Linked DNA regions of Homo sapiens: region 1 is linked to region 2. Evidence: chromatin loops called from intact Hi-C (ENCODE). Cell type or tissue: spleen. All regions are shown on one strand. Links, peaks and the distances in the headings refer to the core of each region. The heading gives the core; the rest is flanking DNA. Region 1 overlaps LINC03007 (long intergenic non-protein coding RNA 3007). Region 2 overlaps LINC03007 (long intergenic non-protein coding RNA 3007).

What was found. A loop is a pair of places that touch in the nucleus more often than their neighbours do. Peaks named below come from ENCODE experiments on the same cell type or tissue, not always from the same donor. Only the 100,000 strongest peaks of a DNase experiment are listed, where the experiment ranks them.
Region 1: it touches region 2 in a loop (5-fold over the local background); 1 of 110 quality-filtered maps calls a loop at or near these places.

What each region holds. Positions count from the first base shown.
Region 1 is chr7:25,732,410-25,740,747 of GRCh38, forward strand. All of the region lies in intron 1 of LINC03007 (long intergenic non-protein coding RNA 3007), which reads right to left. Among named protein-coding and RNA genes, the nearest start is that of LINC03007, 54 kb to the right of the region's middle. RefSeq lists enhancers at 313-979, 1,247-1,757. In spleen, for the core only: no CTCF peak of the experiment used is centred there; no DNase peak of the experiment used is centred there; H3K27me3 peaks cover 1,946 bases.
Region 2 is chr7:25,592,924-25,601,261 of GRCh38, forward strand. LINC03007 (long intergenic non-protein coding RNA 3007) reads right to left here. Exons shown (of 5, transcript NR_157808.1): 4 at 3,391-3,441; 5 at 378-1,793. Among named protein-coding and RNA genes, the nearest start is that of LINC03007, 190 kb to the right of the region's middle. In spleen, for the core only: no CTCF peak of the experiment used is centred there; no DNase peak of the experiment used is centred there; H3K27ac peaks cover 455 bases.

The DNA of each region.
Region 1 (8,338 bases), core at 173-8,172, 140 kb after region 2:
ATGCTTAAACTATTCGTGAAATCATCAAGTATCTACAGATTTTTTTCCAGTTCTAAATGAAAGTAGCCAAATGATGGTCATTAAAATGAAAGAAAATCATCCTTATTTTTACTTCTGTACAAGCTTCTCGAAGAACTTCAAGTCTTAGTGGAGATGGGGTGAGGAGCTAGTGACAGGGCTCTGATGAGTGGAGAACACCAGGTTCTTCATCTCGAGTAGAATTAGAAAAAATGAAACGGACACACATGGAGTAGTTTTAAGGAGCAGAGAGTTTAATAGACAAGAAAGAAGGGGGAAGAAAGAAAGAAGAAGCTTCCCTGTACAGAGACAGAGGGAGGGAGGGCTCCAAAGCTGAGAGGGAACCCTGCTATCAACTAGCTATATTCGATGGCTGGAGGAGGCGGTGTCTGATTTGCATGGGGCTCAGGGGATTGGTTTGACAAGGCATGTCATTCACGTAGACCGTGAAAAAACTGGCTCTCTCACCCTAGTCTTTTAACATGCAAATGTAGGGCGCCATGATGTTCCACACACCTGGGGATATGTGGGGGCAACCATGCTGCTAGGCACATGTGGGGGCAAGGGTAAGAGGGCAACGGTGGGAATCGCCATGTTGGGTGGACCCAGTTTCTAACGCCTTGCATTTGCATATTAAAGGTTGCCAGCCGGCCATGTTGGGTGGATCCAGTTTCTAACGGTTTGCATTTGCATATCAAAGGTTGCCAGCTGGGGTCTAAGAGTCAGGATTCTCTTTCATGCTAGACAAGAGCCGCGAAAAATCTTCCAAGGACCCCTTTTTTCCTCTCTATCTGCCTAAAATAATTTCTTAGTAACTCCTACCACACTAGATCGTCTTAGTCTTTACACTGAGAAAAGTAAAAGAGGTGTGTTCTCTTTTTGTACAAATGGGGAAAGCCAGGAATAGAGTGATGACATATTTTACCCAGAGTGACATAAGTAATCACAAGGTTCTCTGCATCTATATTACTATATGCTTTGCCAGAATGCCCTGTTAGGATGAAATTTATTTATATAGTTAAATAGTTAATAACTACATAAAGGAAGGAGAGAGGAAAAATAAAAACTAAATATATATATGTGTGCACAAAAAGATATTAAATTGAGCTTATGAATAATATATTTCAATAATACATTACTAATTATTTAACATGAGGAGAGGAGCTGATTAGTAGTAGTCAGTCTTCTTGGCCATAGTCAGTTTCATCAACCTCTTCAGTTCTGAAACCCCAAGGCTCTCCCAAGGTTTACCTGGGGAGATAACCACAGCCCCTGTCCTCTTCAGGCAACTCGGAGTTCAACTTTCCTTTCTCAGAAAGAGAGATAGCAACATCTCAAGAGATAGAGCTAGAGAAAAGTCACAGAAGCATCTATGAATTGGTTCCCCATCAAGGACACCCAGACACACAACCCACTCAGAGACAAACCGTTCTGGAATACTTCATGTTGGAGTGGTTAGCCCTGCTCTGTGAACTGGTAATCCAGTCCTTTGTGGAGCCATCTCTGGGCTAATTGTCTCTTTGTTTCTTGAAGGTTGAGAGATTATCTTCAGCAAAATTCCTCCGTTTAACCCCTGGACTTCCTTACCCCAATTCATCCAACCACCACTCTCATTTGCAGATGAGAATCTTCATTTGCACACATGGCCTTGGCCTTTGCCTCAACCCTTTCCCTAAGACAGCTAGCTGGTTCTATCTTGCTCTCTCTCCTTCGTTTTTGGTGCAGATCAACAGCAGAGCCAACCTTGGACAGGACAGGACGAATCCACACTTCCAACTCACAGAAGCATGGAACCCAGTTAGGGAGAGTCTCCCAAAGCCTTAAGGTACCACAGGGCACCATGTCCTCTGCCAAAACTTTTGGAAACAGGGCTGGTTCTACTGCAGCAGAACAGATCACCCTTTGAACAAAAAGCTCCAAAACTTACAAGAAAGAGAAGATGAAAGCTGCAGCTCTCTTCTTTGAATTATATATTATCTATGCCTAGAATGCCCAGAGGGGTCATGAATTTAGAGAACTCAACAACAACAAAAAGTCAATATCTGACACCTTGTGTTTCTAAAACTCATTACAGCTCTGGGAATGAAAGTATAGGAAGAAAAAAAAAAACAGTGAATAAATTATTTAGAAGAGGAAATGTTTGGATTATTTTCTTGCGTTTTCTTGAGCTTTTCCCAATAGTTTCAGAACTGGTGGAAAGAGAAGGAGTTCTGTCTCCTAAATTATCTCTTGAATTCAAATTTTCTCTGGTCTGGGATTGGAAGGATCCTTCATACTTTTATAAACTGGACTGAAAAATACAGAAGCCCCCAATCTTAACCCTTTCTTCTCTTTCTAAAATATCCTAAGGAAAAGCAATAAGAGATTTAAATCCCATATCATCTGAGAAAGGGACTGGGTTTTTTTCCCAAATCAACCTTTCCAATTAATGAAGCCCCTATTCCTTATACTGAATTGGGGAAATGTCTTGTGAAAAAGTTGCTGACCCTCCTCTGATACCTGGAACCCTACTACAGAGTCTCAGATTTGACTCAGAGAAGGTTCCAGAGGTGTGTCTGCGTTGTGCTGTATTGCACTGAGCTGGTGCCTGACATTTTAGATGCTCAGTGAACATGTGGCTCTAACTCAGTCACTGCAAACTCCTTAAGATGTCTTGCTCATCTCAATGGCCACAGTAGGTAAACATTCAATAAAGCCTGATTGACTAAACAAATAAATAAATGAGCAATCATGTCTAAATCACTAAGGGAGAGGTTTGCCCCCTCCTTCCCCACTCCCATCCTCCAGATCGATCTTTTCTGAGAATCACTGCTTGTCCGTTTTCGTCCCCTAAGACATTTTAGTAATCAAAGGAATGTACCCTATTCCAAGAGTCCTACACATTCTGTTTCTTATTTCATCTGAGAAAGAATTTACTGAAGAGTCCTCTCCACCACATGTGGATTGAATTTCCATTCTCTTCTCCCCATTTCCACCTTTCTTTTTATTTCTGTCTCCATCAGAGCAGAGCATTCAATATGCTGCAGAAATAATTTTCTGCTGAATGAGGTTCGGCCATAAGTCAAGGGCAGATTTATTAAGGCCCCTGCACAGCCTGTTCCTCGGCTTACTGTCGACATGACAGTTTAAATCTTTGATCACCCTTACACGTAACCCCTTCACTGCTGAACAGCCCAGATCTACAAGATGAGCAGCTCCTCCTGGTACTTGAGATGAGTTGAAAATGGTTCTAAATCCAAGCAGACAGGGCATCTTCACCAGGACCCAGGGGTGTCCAGTGTGTTCAGGGATTTTCAAGGTACAGTGAGGCATGGCTTAATGACAGGGACATCTTCTGGGAAATGCATTGCTAGACGATTTCATCATCGTGTGAACATCATAGCGTGTACTTACACAGACCTAGATGGTAGAGCCTACCACACACCCAACCTATATGCTATAGCCTATTGCTCCCATGCTACAAACGTGTAGAGCATGTTACTGTACTGAATACTGTAGGCGATTGTAACACAGTAGTAAGGATTTGTGTATCTAAACATATCCAAACCCAGAAAAGGTAATGCATTTTGTGCTAGGACCTTATGGCAGCTATGATGTCATTAGACAATAGGAATTTTCCAGCTCCATTATAGTTTTGTCGGCACACTGTCATAAGTGTGGTCTGTGGTTGACCGGAACACAGCTATGCAGCACGTGACTGTATCCCTCCTCCCATGCTCACTTCTCTTTTCTACCTGCTTCTGCTTCCAGGCAGGAACTTCATCATCTCCACTGCTGTGCTGTGGGAAAACTCCACTGCAGCTTCTGTTCCCAGAATAGCTGTTTTATCTAGTGAGTTCACTGGCTGTTCTGTGAGAGACTATTATTTCTGTGTTCTGTTTCTGTTTTTAGTAATTTTACCTTTCTGTGGCAAACACCTGGCATCACATAAACCAGTGTTTTAAAACCCATGAACCAGTCGGCTAGTAAGGTTGTATGGGTGCTATGACAATTACTTTTACATGTAATTTGATGTTGTATATTGCATTTGAGGTACTTTGGTTGCCACTACATACACCCACACCCACACACACACACACACACACTTCACAAAACAGTGCTAGAAGCTGCTATTAAGAATATTAAAATGCTTGCACAAACTTGAAGTCTCCAAGAAAAGATTCCTCTGTCCATGCTAACACACGTAAAATACCTGTATCGTGTTTCTTTGATATTCCCTTGTCTTAGATTCCTTGGCCTAAGTCTGGCTCACTGATTCCCACTGAGCAAATGATTACTATTGTTATTCCTCCTATATAGATAGCACTTTACATGTATCCATGTATCCACTTTACACATATCCTCATTAGCTTCTAATAATTCCTGCAAGTGGGTGTTATTCTGATTTTGCACACAAGAAAATCTGAGGCCTTAACCCAATGAGTTGCTCAAAGTGAGTCACTAATGTAAGTAAAAGACAACCCTCAGATCCTCTTTGGAGGCACAATCTCCTTACAAATAACTCCTTAAGAAATCAACACAATGCTGAATGGCTTGTGAAAGAGGGGTGTTAGTAAAATACCTCTTTTTGTCTGAGTGTAAGTACAAGTTTGCACTATACAGAAAGGTATTAAAAAGGGGGAAAATGACCCAAATCCCCCAAAGAAAAACCATGCTACCATTTCGATTCATATCCTTCCAGATTTTTTTCAACGAGAAGATGTTGCTGTGTTTGTTTCTTTGTTTGTTTTGGTTTGGTTTTTTGAGACAGGGCCTCACTCTGTCGCCCAGACTAGAGTGCAGTGGCGCAATCTTGGCTCATTGCAACCTCCACCTCCCAGGCTCAAATGATTCTCCTGCCTCAGCCTTCCGAGTAGCTGGGATTACAGGCATGAGCCACTACCACTGGTTAATTTTTTATTTGTTTTTGTATTTTTAGTAGAGACGGGGTTTCACCATGTTGGCCAGGCTGGTCTCGAACTCCTGACCTCAAATGATCCACCTGCCTCAGCCTCCCAAAGTGTTGGGATTACAGGCGTGAGCCACCATGCCTATCAGTTGCTGTTGTTTTAAGATGAGATACTAATCCATTTTAATCAAAAATGTTCACAAAATACCCCTTGAGCATATAGAAACAGGAAGAGGGGATTAGACATTGGCAAAACTGAGATTGTATAGCTAATGAGAAAACCCCAGCAAATAAGTTCTTTATTAAAAAGTAGTTTAATTGATTCAGCCTAGAAGTAACCTTAAAGATTTCTCTATTTTTGAATATTAAAACAGAAGGCAGAGACTGGCAAACTCCTTTTGAATGATGCAGGAGAGTTTGGAGAAAAAAAGATAAGATACGGACTAGAAATGTATAGATTAATTATACAGCATGTGTATAATGGATGTGAGGAAGAGTTATTCCACCTTCAGGAGAGAATGATTTCTCACAGTTATCACAGGGAGAAGTCAGCCTACCAAATCTTCAGTTAAGGAACCTTAACTTCCCTTGGTGGAAAACAAAATGACAGGAATTGGGGTGGAGAAGACAGGCATGGAGAAGAAAGTATAAATGGAGGAAACATCCAAGAATTTGGGGTAGATTTCCCCTTTTACAAAGAGAAGGAGAAAACCATGACCAGACATGAGGACCAACGCAACCACCATCAACTCATCAGCCACAATATCGCCCATGGGGTATATTCCTCTAAAGTTGCAATTCTAGAAAAGAAAAAGAATCTCAGAATTCAGCCCTAGACTGGTGGAAGAGCTAAGCCACAGAAGTGCTTAGAGGTCGTACATCTTCTGTTTCTGTTCAGGTAAACACAAGTTCCTGCCCACGCCCAGTTATTGCCAGCCACACTTGAAAAGAAATAAGAATACATTTTTCTTTCAGCAGAAGATTAATTGTGCATCCACTGACTTGAGTGTCAGTGTGGTCCTCGGGGCCTGAGAAACTGCTCGGAAGAAGGAAAAGAAAGCAATACACAAAGTACGCAATCAGCTGAGGAGAGCAAAATCATCAGGACCTGGCTTGGTGCTCTCAGGAGAAGTAACAAAAAAAGTAGTCAAATTCCCAGAAAGTTGAGTGTTTGCAAAAGACCCTAAGTGTTTCCTACTTCGGGCAACCCATATGAGTACACTGTGCTGGTCCCCTGTTAGCCCTGCAGAAACAGCCTAGCACCCTGCACTCTGTCCTCATCCTAAAACTGAGGTTTATCGAAGGGGAAAACTGTCCACTAGGCTGCCATTTTTCTCCCAGCAAGTCCTCAATTGTCACTAACACCAGCCAGCTGTACAAGGTCATCCACCCCGCTCACTTGCAGGATATTTTCATTATCTGCCAAATGAGCTGGGGGAGCTCTTACTTGTAGAGAAATATATGTGCTCCCTCCCTAGTCACACCCATTCATCTCCTTCTTAGAGCGTTTTACTTGGGCCCTATTAATGATTTCAGGCAGGCATTTATCTTGGAGTTTATGGGATATTTGGCCATATCTGCTAATACCGTGAACATATCTTTAATCAATGTGCTTTGATGTGCAGTTGTAATAATATAGGTGTATCATTCCATAAAAGTTTCCAATTTTAAAAAATTCAAAATACTATTTATGATTGAATTTGGTCCCACAAATTCTTATTTATGAAAACAAGTTGCCCATAAATATGTTTGAAAAGCTACTTTCTCAACATTTCTCCCCAAATACCTTAAAAGCCAAGCGTATAACAGCCGCATTAGAACAATGAGGAACAATGAGGATAACTGACAGGTTTTGTGCCTGTGTATTTTTCTCCTTTGTGCCACAAAGTTTCTAAGCCTTTGGGAGCCCCCAGGAACAATGACTCTGGTTTAATAACTGTGAAATGCTATTGAACTAGCAATAAAAAATATTCTCCACTGCCAAACAATATGATACTTACAACAGCCAGCATTCCTGCCAATCACAGGGCATTCACGCAAAAGTGGCCTGAGTTCCTTTAGCAACGAGAGTGCCCCTTATAAAATGTGTGTGCACAAGCACAAGGGTTTGGCAACACTGGAGGAGCTCTGCAGCTTGACATCACAGTTTAGACTGCATTCAACTACTGTATTTATGTTCACCTAGAAGAAAAAACATCTCTCTTGTTTGCAGAAGATAAATTAAAACATCAGGGTTGTGTGCAAGTGTCAATGGCCTCTACTACATGCATTTTTTGCTCTGTAAGTCCATCTTTCATAAATTAGAGCCCCTATTCTATAGGTCCACTAGTACGTTCCCAAGGTTCCTTATTTTGTTGGATAGATTTGGCAAAGAAGCAAGTTATTCCACATGAAGGTGATTTTCTCTTTAAGTGAAAGAAGTGAGCAGGATAAAGCGAGGCCTCACTTAAAATAAACAAGAAAGGAAGAAACCATCCATTTCTTTAAAGCTGAGAAGTATTCCTTTCTGGGAAGCAGTCTGTAAGGTCCAACAAGTCCTCAACCGGACGGCTGAGCAAATGACCACTCAAGGAAGGTTAATATAACCATATTCTCCCGGCAGGGAATTCTTTTTCTACATGAGATAAAAACTGGCCTGAGTTGGGCAATTCGTCTATGTTTTTAGGTACACATTATGTGGAGGAGAATTGGTGGGCAAACACTCTGAAATTGAGATATTTAGAATAAATCATCACTGCTTGATCACTGCTGCACCAAGTCTGGAAATCTAAATCAAGATATATGGACAGAGGAAGCATAGAAGGTCATCTCAGATGCCATCTAGTTGGAGAACCCAGTTATGCATAAACTGAAGTCACAGTAAAATTTCGGTAATTCTTCTGCTATGCGCCATTATTATTCTTCACCCTCTGCTTGTGTGAATTGGGGATTTGATGCAGCAACAGATGAGATTTTGAGTTGGTTCTTTCCCAGACAAAAGGAATGAAAGGAGAAAATTCAGCGCTGGGCGTGGTGGTGCAAACCTGTAATCCCAGCACTTTGGGGGCCCAAGGCAGGTGGATCACCTGAGGTCAGGAGTTCGCGACCAGCCTGACTAACATGGTGAAACCCCATCTCTACTAAATACAAAAAAATTAGTTGGGCATGGTGGCGAGTGCCTGTAATCCAAGTTACTTGGGAGACTGCGACAGGAGAATCACTTGAACCCAGGAGGTGGAGGTTGCAGTGAGCCGAGATCACGCCACTGCACTCTAGCCCGGACAACAAGAGCAAAACTCCATTTCAAAAAATGAAAACAAAAAAGAAAGGAGAAAATTCTCATGGAGGTGGGGTGAATCAGCACAGAGACCAAACGAAAAGGCATATTGTATTATGTTCCATATTTTCCTTGATTCTTGACTTTGGGGGCTGCAGTGTAACAGTTTCTAAAGG
Region 2 (8,338 bases), core at 238-8,237:
ATCTCTGCTTTCACCAAAAAAGGGATTATACAGAAGAAGAGGAGGTAAAACTCAGCTATCAGTGGGCTTTTCACTGATCGTCAACTTTCAGAGCAAGAGAAGTCTGAGCTTCTGTGGTTTGAAGATGATCTGTGTGTTTCATCTCCTCGTGCCCTCCCTGGCCTTACAAGCTGTCATAACTTCACATGGATTACCTATTATTATCCTATAGTTCTTAAAATCACAAATGAATTTTTTATTGATGTTGGGGGTGTGTGTGTGGTGCTTTCTGTAAAATAATTCATTAGGAAATTTATTTTTCATCCATTATTGAAGCCATCATTTGAAGAGACTGTTTCTTAGAATATATCTACCATGTGGATATATATGCCAGTGGAAACTAGTTAAAATATTTTTATTAAAGCAAAATAAAGGTTTTTTTGTGGTTGTTTTTGTTTTCCCTTTATTTATCCAAACATTTACAAACTCCCTATGATGCATCAGACACTGCTAAGTACTGTTAGGAGACAGTGACAAATTGGATACAGTTTTTGGCTTCAAAAGACTTACAATTAAAGGAAGGATAAAACCTGTAACTACCAATGCTCATATAGGGAAGAATGAGTGAGTCCTGGGGCCAAGATCCAAGAATATCTGAATGAAATCTGCATCATTCCATGGCACTACATCTACCATTACATATCACAAAACAAAAGCTGTTCTTCCTTTCCTCAGAAACACGGCTGCATCAGGTCTACCCAGGTAGACCACAGAATGATGAACCAAAACAGCCCTTCCACGGTTGATATACAAAGACAACTCCCAACCCCTGGTGGATAGAAAGGACTGCATATTTTGAAAACTTTACAATAAGCCAAGTGTTCCATGCCTCATATACCTGCTGTCATTGTTTTCTACCCACTGATCAGTGTTACCACTGTGTGGTTTCTACCCACTGATTGGTGTTTCCACCCAGTAGTCAGGGTGCTCCCCTGTTCTCCTTCCATAATGTTTCGTACCCTTTCACCCCTGCTCAGCTTCTCCCAGACCCCTCCCTCACGACTTTTTAAACTGGCTTTCAGAATCTTTTACCTTTAATTCCCTTGTAAAATGCTCCCTCTCCTTTATTTGAACTATAAGCTCTTTGAGGACAGGAACCAAGCATGGATGACACAGAGTAGACAATGAAAATATGCTTTGCTTTGTCAAGGAAGGATGAGAAAGAAGAGAAAATAGCTTATCTTCTTGAATATGGGAGTTTAGGAAACTGAAAAAAGCTTTGGCGCACCGACAGAGCAGGAAATTTTACCATAGAAGGCTGAAAAAGTTCAATCCTGGGTTTCCCCTCCTGGAACTATCTGATACCAGTGAATCCTTATCTTCTTTTTTTGCCCCAGCACACATGACAGTTGATAGTCACATGAATAACAGATTGTTGTGAGCAAAGTCAATTTATCTGGAATTCTCACATGATTGACTTTCAAGCCACCTTTCTGTCCTACTTGTTATACAAGTGATTAAAAGTGACGCTAATAAAGAGATAATATTGAATCCATTCTAATCTATGGGGGAAAAGTAAACCCACTTGCAGATTTTGCTATTTCATATTTAGTAACATGCTTCTTGAGACAAACCAGTCTGTGGATGCTCCAACACTGTCTTCAGCCCCTGGCCCTGCACACCCTCAGGACAGCTTAGCTTGCTGGCCACACCTTGTGCCAAGACCCAGAAGTCAGAATTCACAGCCACAGGAGCTCTTCCCACAGCTGGGACCCAGAAATGGTTCTACTTTCTTCTTTCAATATATAAAGGATCTGTAAACAAAAGGAACAAAAGGAAAAGCAGAAACATTATCAACATGAAAAGAAAACCATCCATTCTAAATATGTCCATTTATTTTAAAACAAAGCATACCAACACAAAGCTTTATTTCTAGTATATCCACGTTTATGGTGCCTAATTTTTAGAGCCTCCCATCTTGGGGGGCGAGCCTTTATAACATTTGTTGAGTAAAATTAACTGACTCATCATTCTTCTTCTAGTGATGCAGTCAATGTTTGTAGTTTATTTGAAACTCAAATTGAACTGGGTGTTTTGTGTTTTAGCTGGAATCTTATCCCTAGAGACTGTTGCTTGGGATTCACCAAACACTATATCCACTACTTCTGATCATGAGGATTTGAAGAAATAAGTACTTAATAATGGTGGCACTTCCAGTACTGGGGATCCTATCAAGAAGAAGGATTGGAGACCTCCTCACATCTCAGAAATCACAATACAGGCAGGGGCTCTACTTCCTGTATGGAAGGGGACCCACGTCTTCATAGCTGAGAAGGGAAGGCAGCAGCCAGCAACAAAATAAAAGATAAAAGGGAAGCCAAGCACTTGCAAGAACTACAGTAGATACCATCTTCTGGGCCCTGTACTGCGTCCCCTGTGCTATCCCAAGAGAGCTAATTCTGTTCAGCCTCCTTCCCTCCTGAGCCTCTGAGAAAGTAGAGAATAAGACTATAGTTCAGTGGTTTGAAAGCCATAATATTCTGACAAGGGTTCAATTTATGTTCAGCATTTTTTTTTCTTTTGCATCCCAGTCAGGACTTCCACTCAAGTTCTCTTAAAGGAAGGTAAATATTTACAGGTAGAAAATGGCACTAGGTGCCTTGATAAGTTCAAAGAAACAGTTAAATTTGTGTGTGGATCTTTGTTTTCTTTTTTCTTTTCTTTTTTTTTTTTTTGAGACCGAGTTTTGCTCTTGTTGCCCAGGCTGGAGTGCAATGGCACAATCTTGACTCACCGCAACCTCCACCTCCTGGGTTCAAGCAATTCTCCTGCCTCAGCCTCCTGAGTAGCTGGGATTACAGGCATGCACCACCATGCCCGGCTAATTTTGTATTTTTAGTAGAGATGGGATTTCTCCATGTTGGTCAGGCTGGTCTCGAACTTCTGACCTCAGGTGATCCACCTGCTTCAGCCTCCCTAAGTGCTGGGATTACAGGCGTGAGCCACGGTGCCCAGCCCGTGGTATGGATCATTTAATCACCATATCTGGAATATATAAACATGGCACATATTCTCTTTGCCACCCCCTGCTTTTTTGTAGCCTCAAAATTTGATCCAAGACTGGGAGTTAAAAAGTCCCATTTTGTGTAATCAGGTTCTGGTTGAACATGATTGCTGAATTATTTTAAATTAAAGACACATGTCTGGGGATTGAGCTGTATGTATTATTTCAGGATGGTGTCCATTAGGCCTTATCCACAGGGGCTATCTTCAACTTTTGCCACATTCAATGCATTCTTTATACATCAGTATTTTCAAAATGGTGAATCACATGTAAGGGAAAATTGGAGGGAATATGGTACTCGTTAAATGGTGATTTTTTGAAAATTATCTTGAACGCATTATTCAAACCTGTTTCCAGTCTCCCCTGCTAAGGGCCCCACTGCTGGTTGGAAAAGTTCTCTGGGGGGAGAAAAAACAATATTTTAAAGTCAATAACAATGCATAAATAAATAAAATCCTACAGTTGTGCAAGGCCCTTTTGCAAGCCTAAATCTTTGAAGACTTTACAACTGAATCAACATTTACTTTAACTCCTTGTCAGCCCTAAACACTTTAAATGTCTTAATTGCAGATCTAAATCATTGCGGCTGCCATCGGTTTTTCACTTTGAATGCAGATGTCCCTGAACTGAGGCTTTGTCAGACTTCACCTCGTAAGGGCAGCCTGCCTATTTAATAAATCGTTGCATCATGTCAAGGGCTCCTGCCCGGACTTACAGGTCGCCTTTCGTGAGGAGCAGTCAGGGTGAGGGAAACTGTGTGGCTGAATTCGTCTGTTGGCCCAGCCACATCAGGCATCCCTCCACTCCAAAGATCTCCTTCCTGCTAGGAGCTGGTGCGTCTGCTGCATGGTTGTTCATTTGCACAGCTTTATGGAGGTATTATTTACGTATCATAAAACTCACTCTTTTGAAGTCAAAACTCAATGATTTTTTTCATAAATATTCAGAGTTGTGAAACCATCACTGCAATCTAATTTTAGAGCAATTCCATCACCCCCAAAATAAACCTCATGCCCATTTGTAGTCATTCCCTCTTCCCACCTCTGGCCCATGGCAGTCACTAATTTTTCTGTCTCTATAGATTTGCCTTTTCTGGACATTTTATATACATGGAATCATACAATATGTGATCTGATCTTTTTTACTTTGCATAACTTTGAGATGTGTTCATGTAGCAAGGAGCAATACTTTTTTCATTGTAAGTAATATTCCACTGTGTAGATATACCATATTTTGTTCACCCAGGCATCCACTGATAGACATTCATCTGGGTCACTTCCACTTTGCAGCTATTATGAAACAACCTTCTGTGAACATATGGGTATTTTTTAATGAATTGGAGGTCAGATTGCTATTGTCATTCACAGTCAACTTTAAGTTGGGCTTACTCTTTTTTCAAGAAGTCACCCATATTTTTGTTAAAGCTGCCTATTGGAACATTCCAGAATAAAGTAGACTCCTGAGGGCTTCAAAAAATAATATTTATCAGAGTGAGACCCTCGGTAATTCCAGGGCATCAAGTGGTTAAACATAAGGGAGGGAACCATTGGAAGGAAGTTTCAAGACCAAGAGCGATTTGAAGAGCAGCAGGAGCCCCTTCTATGCCAGTCGTGACCCAGAGTTTAAAGAGCTCAGACCCACATGCGCCTACCACGCAAGTGTTCCTTCTGGCAGCCTCGGCACTGCCGGACTTCTGCAAGCCCTGCTTTCTTAAATAACATGGGGGCTACTCAGGGAGAAGTCAAGTTGGAAGTGGCAGGGGAGGTGAACAGGTCGTAACACAGGGAACGGAGTTGTCAGGCTTTGTTTATTTTCATGTCTTCTAAGACTTCAGCGACTGATAGGAGAGGCCAGCCATTCTGCCATCGAGGAAGGAGTGTTGTACTTGATGCGGAAGCAGCTAGATCAAAAGGCGCCCTTCTGTGTTGCCCCAAATCACCCATCTAGAGCCATGAAAAATCCGTGTCATGAGAAATCCTTTCCCCAGAAATCATCATGGAAAGCAGGCATATAAAAGGCAAACTGGTTTAGGAAATGTAATGTTGATCAAAAGGAAAGCCCCGCGTCCTGGGCCTGGCACAGCTCTAACTCTGACTGTGGCCTTGGGCAGGTCACTCACCACTCTGGGCCTCGGCTTCCTCGTTGCGAAATGAGAGAGATTGACATCTGGATTTCTGCCTGAGGTTTTTTTTCCCACATTCAATATTCTGTTTCTCTGAAGACTATGAAAACTGAAACTTTTGAAACCCATATTTAAAAGTGAAACCAGTAGCATCATCCCATTGGCAATCAAGCTACTGATGTCAAGAGGCATGATCTGGAATGCCAAAGGGTGAATAATTAGCATAAGGAACACAAGGTTTTTAAAATGTTGCCCAGTGGCACCCCTCCTTTATTTTGCAGATAGGAAAATTGTGGTTGGTTTTTTTACATATTCTCTTGCAGGTTGTTTAGCTTCTTTGTGTCGGAGTTAGGAATTGACCTAACATTTTAGGACTTCCAGACCTTTTACTGTATCAATTAATCCAGATTGCCTAGGAGAAAAGAAAATAATCATTCAAGAGCCTGTATAAAATAGGCCAGCATTTAAAAAAAAAAAAAGGAAGAAACTCTGACCTTCTAGCCAAAAACAAAAGCCATATTATTCTTGTTTTTGCTTTATGATTTCGGTTCTTATTGGAATGATGAAATCCTGCTGAAGAAAGAGGATGAAGGGTGGTTACAGTCTGATAATAAATGATGAGGCTGATGGACACCCAAGAAGAAAGAATGTTCCTGTTGAGAAGAACGTCAGCATGTCTCTTCCTCCCTTTTCCTCAGTTGCTTATGTCCTCTCTTGCCCATGGAGCCATCTGACATCTCTTGGCCAGGCTCTCAGACACATAGCCAGCTTTGGAGGGCTTAACACGCTTTCATTAGGACTTTCAAGTACATATCTTGCTGGAAGCCAGCGATCTCGGTCCACTTCCCCATGGCAACAACCAGCCTTAGAGTTCACAGGGATGCCTGCTCCTTTGAACTCCGTACAGAGTATTCCAGAGCCCTGGATTTTGACTGTCCTCCAAAGCCAGTGGCCAGCCTGGTAGTGAAAGAAATCTGGGGACAGATGGTATGAAATTGAAATCACATAATCACTACCCTCTCCCAAATGCTGGCCTGTTATATTAGCGAGTCTCCACAAAGTTCTGTGGCACTCATGCTGGTCTTGCTGGAGGCCTGCATCTTAAACAAGGGCGCCTGAACATCAGGGCTGATGAAGAGCTGGCCCATTAAAGAGGAATTTCATCAACGTCGTGTGGTCCCTCCGTGACCATCAGAACCACATGTGCATTTGAAGAAGTCCTCATGCCACTGGACCAATGACAAGGTCTCTTTCAACTTAGACCCATCTGTTGTTGAAAAACTACTGTATTTGTGAGAAGCCATTCTGAGGTGGAAAGGGAGTCTGATCTTTGGGGGAAAACATGGCTACAGGGGTTCTTTCCTCTGAAAATCTGTAAATTTAGCTAAAAGTTACTTCAGGAGAAAAAGCCATTGGTAGCAAGAACTTGGCATCATGGAAAGATCCCAACATCCTCTTTTGATTTACTGTAGATGTCTGGCAACTTCTCTTTGCTTCCCCTCTCTCAATTGTAAGATAGAAATGGTCAGTGTTCATGTTATAAACCAACATTTGCCTGCCCGAGCTGAATTCTTGTCAACCTCTGAAGCTACTGAGTGGGGAATGAAAGAAAGTGAGGGGAGGAGGAAGGCCCCTGGTGCACCCTGGAGGAACAGCACAGATTCCAGCTGAAATCTACATGAGGCTGGCTGATTCCACTTCTTCCAATCCTCAACTTTCATCAATGCCAGCAACAGCATATGGGACAATAGGATGCTTTGGTTGGCATCGACTCCTGGCCTGATGGTGTTAGTTTATTTTCATGGCAAATAATTATATTCTCTCCTTTCCTAAATATTTCAAAATGGTGCAAATAATATATAAATCCATAGGCATAAAAGTCATTAGATTCTTCAAGCAAGGGATTTTTAAGAATACACAAAATGACATATTAGATTTCTCCAAGCTCTTACTCAAAAAAAGCAAATAAACATTTATTTATTAAAACATGCTTGTCTCATTTTACCCTATTGTCATCCAAAAGGAGGAACAAAGGCAGAGAATTTGGAGTTTAATAATTTGTATTTTAAAGTGCCTCTTCCACTGCTTACTACTTGGATGATTAAAAAGAGTCTGAATTTCAGTTGTCTTATTTGAAAAAGTCAGTATGATAATAGTAAATAAAAACAAGAGCAATTTTAAGGGATTCTTGTAAACATTAAAAAAGTTATTATTATAAATATTAAAAGTACATGCTTTTTAAATTGTAAAGCCTTAAACAAAAACTGGTTATTATTGTCCATGGAGAGTAAAAGTGAATTCACCAAAACATCTGGAAAAGGTTTGTCTTTTGCACAGGGTTGTTTTTAGTGCGAGATGAAGAGAAAAATTCTGAGAATAGCATGATGAGAAGTGAGCTAGTTTCTACAACTTCTTTGTCTGCATTTCTCTCTTTCTGATTATGTCTCCAAAACTTCCTCGCTTCTTGAGCAGAATTCTCTATATTTCATAAACAGGGAGACATTGTTGTCAAAAGAACTCAAACTTGTGTTTGAGACAATCCTCCTGCCGTCTCCTATCTCTTCCAACACCTTTCCTCAGAGATCAGATACATTTTCCTGGCAAGATGTTCATTATTCAGAGGTTGCTTTGCAATTTCCTACAATTTCTGTTCACTTGCAAATAAAACCATGCCTTTATTTTAGGATATAGGGAAAGCTTTTAAGAACAGAAGTTAAAGTCAAGCATGAATAAATTTTATGCATGGCAAATATAGACTTTGATAACATTGTCTCCATCAGGGTTGATTGTAAGTGATTCATCACTTTCTTACTCATGTTACTGATAGAAATACTGGAGTTCTGAGTTTGTAAATTAATAAAACCCCTTATCGATAGCACAATATTCATTTAATAATATATTCCTAACACAGACCCATTGTATGAACATACATTGATTGCATTCTTAAATGGATCACATTACTGCATTTTTATCTATGGAGTTGGAATTATCCATCCCTCTAGAAGCCAGAAGTGTCATGAATTTTCTTTAGCTAATTCAGAGGGAAAAGGGTGAAAAGACTGGGGGCCAGGAGGCAAGACAGCATGGTGTTCAAAAGAAAGGTGGCCTTAGATTTTGAGAAGAGATGGCATGCTAAAGCACTGTGCCTTCTTCAGTTTATCTACACTGCCAAA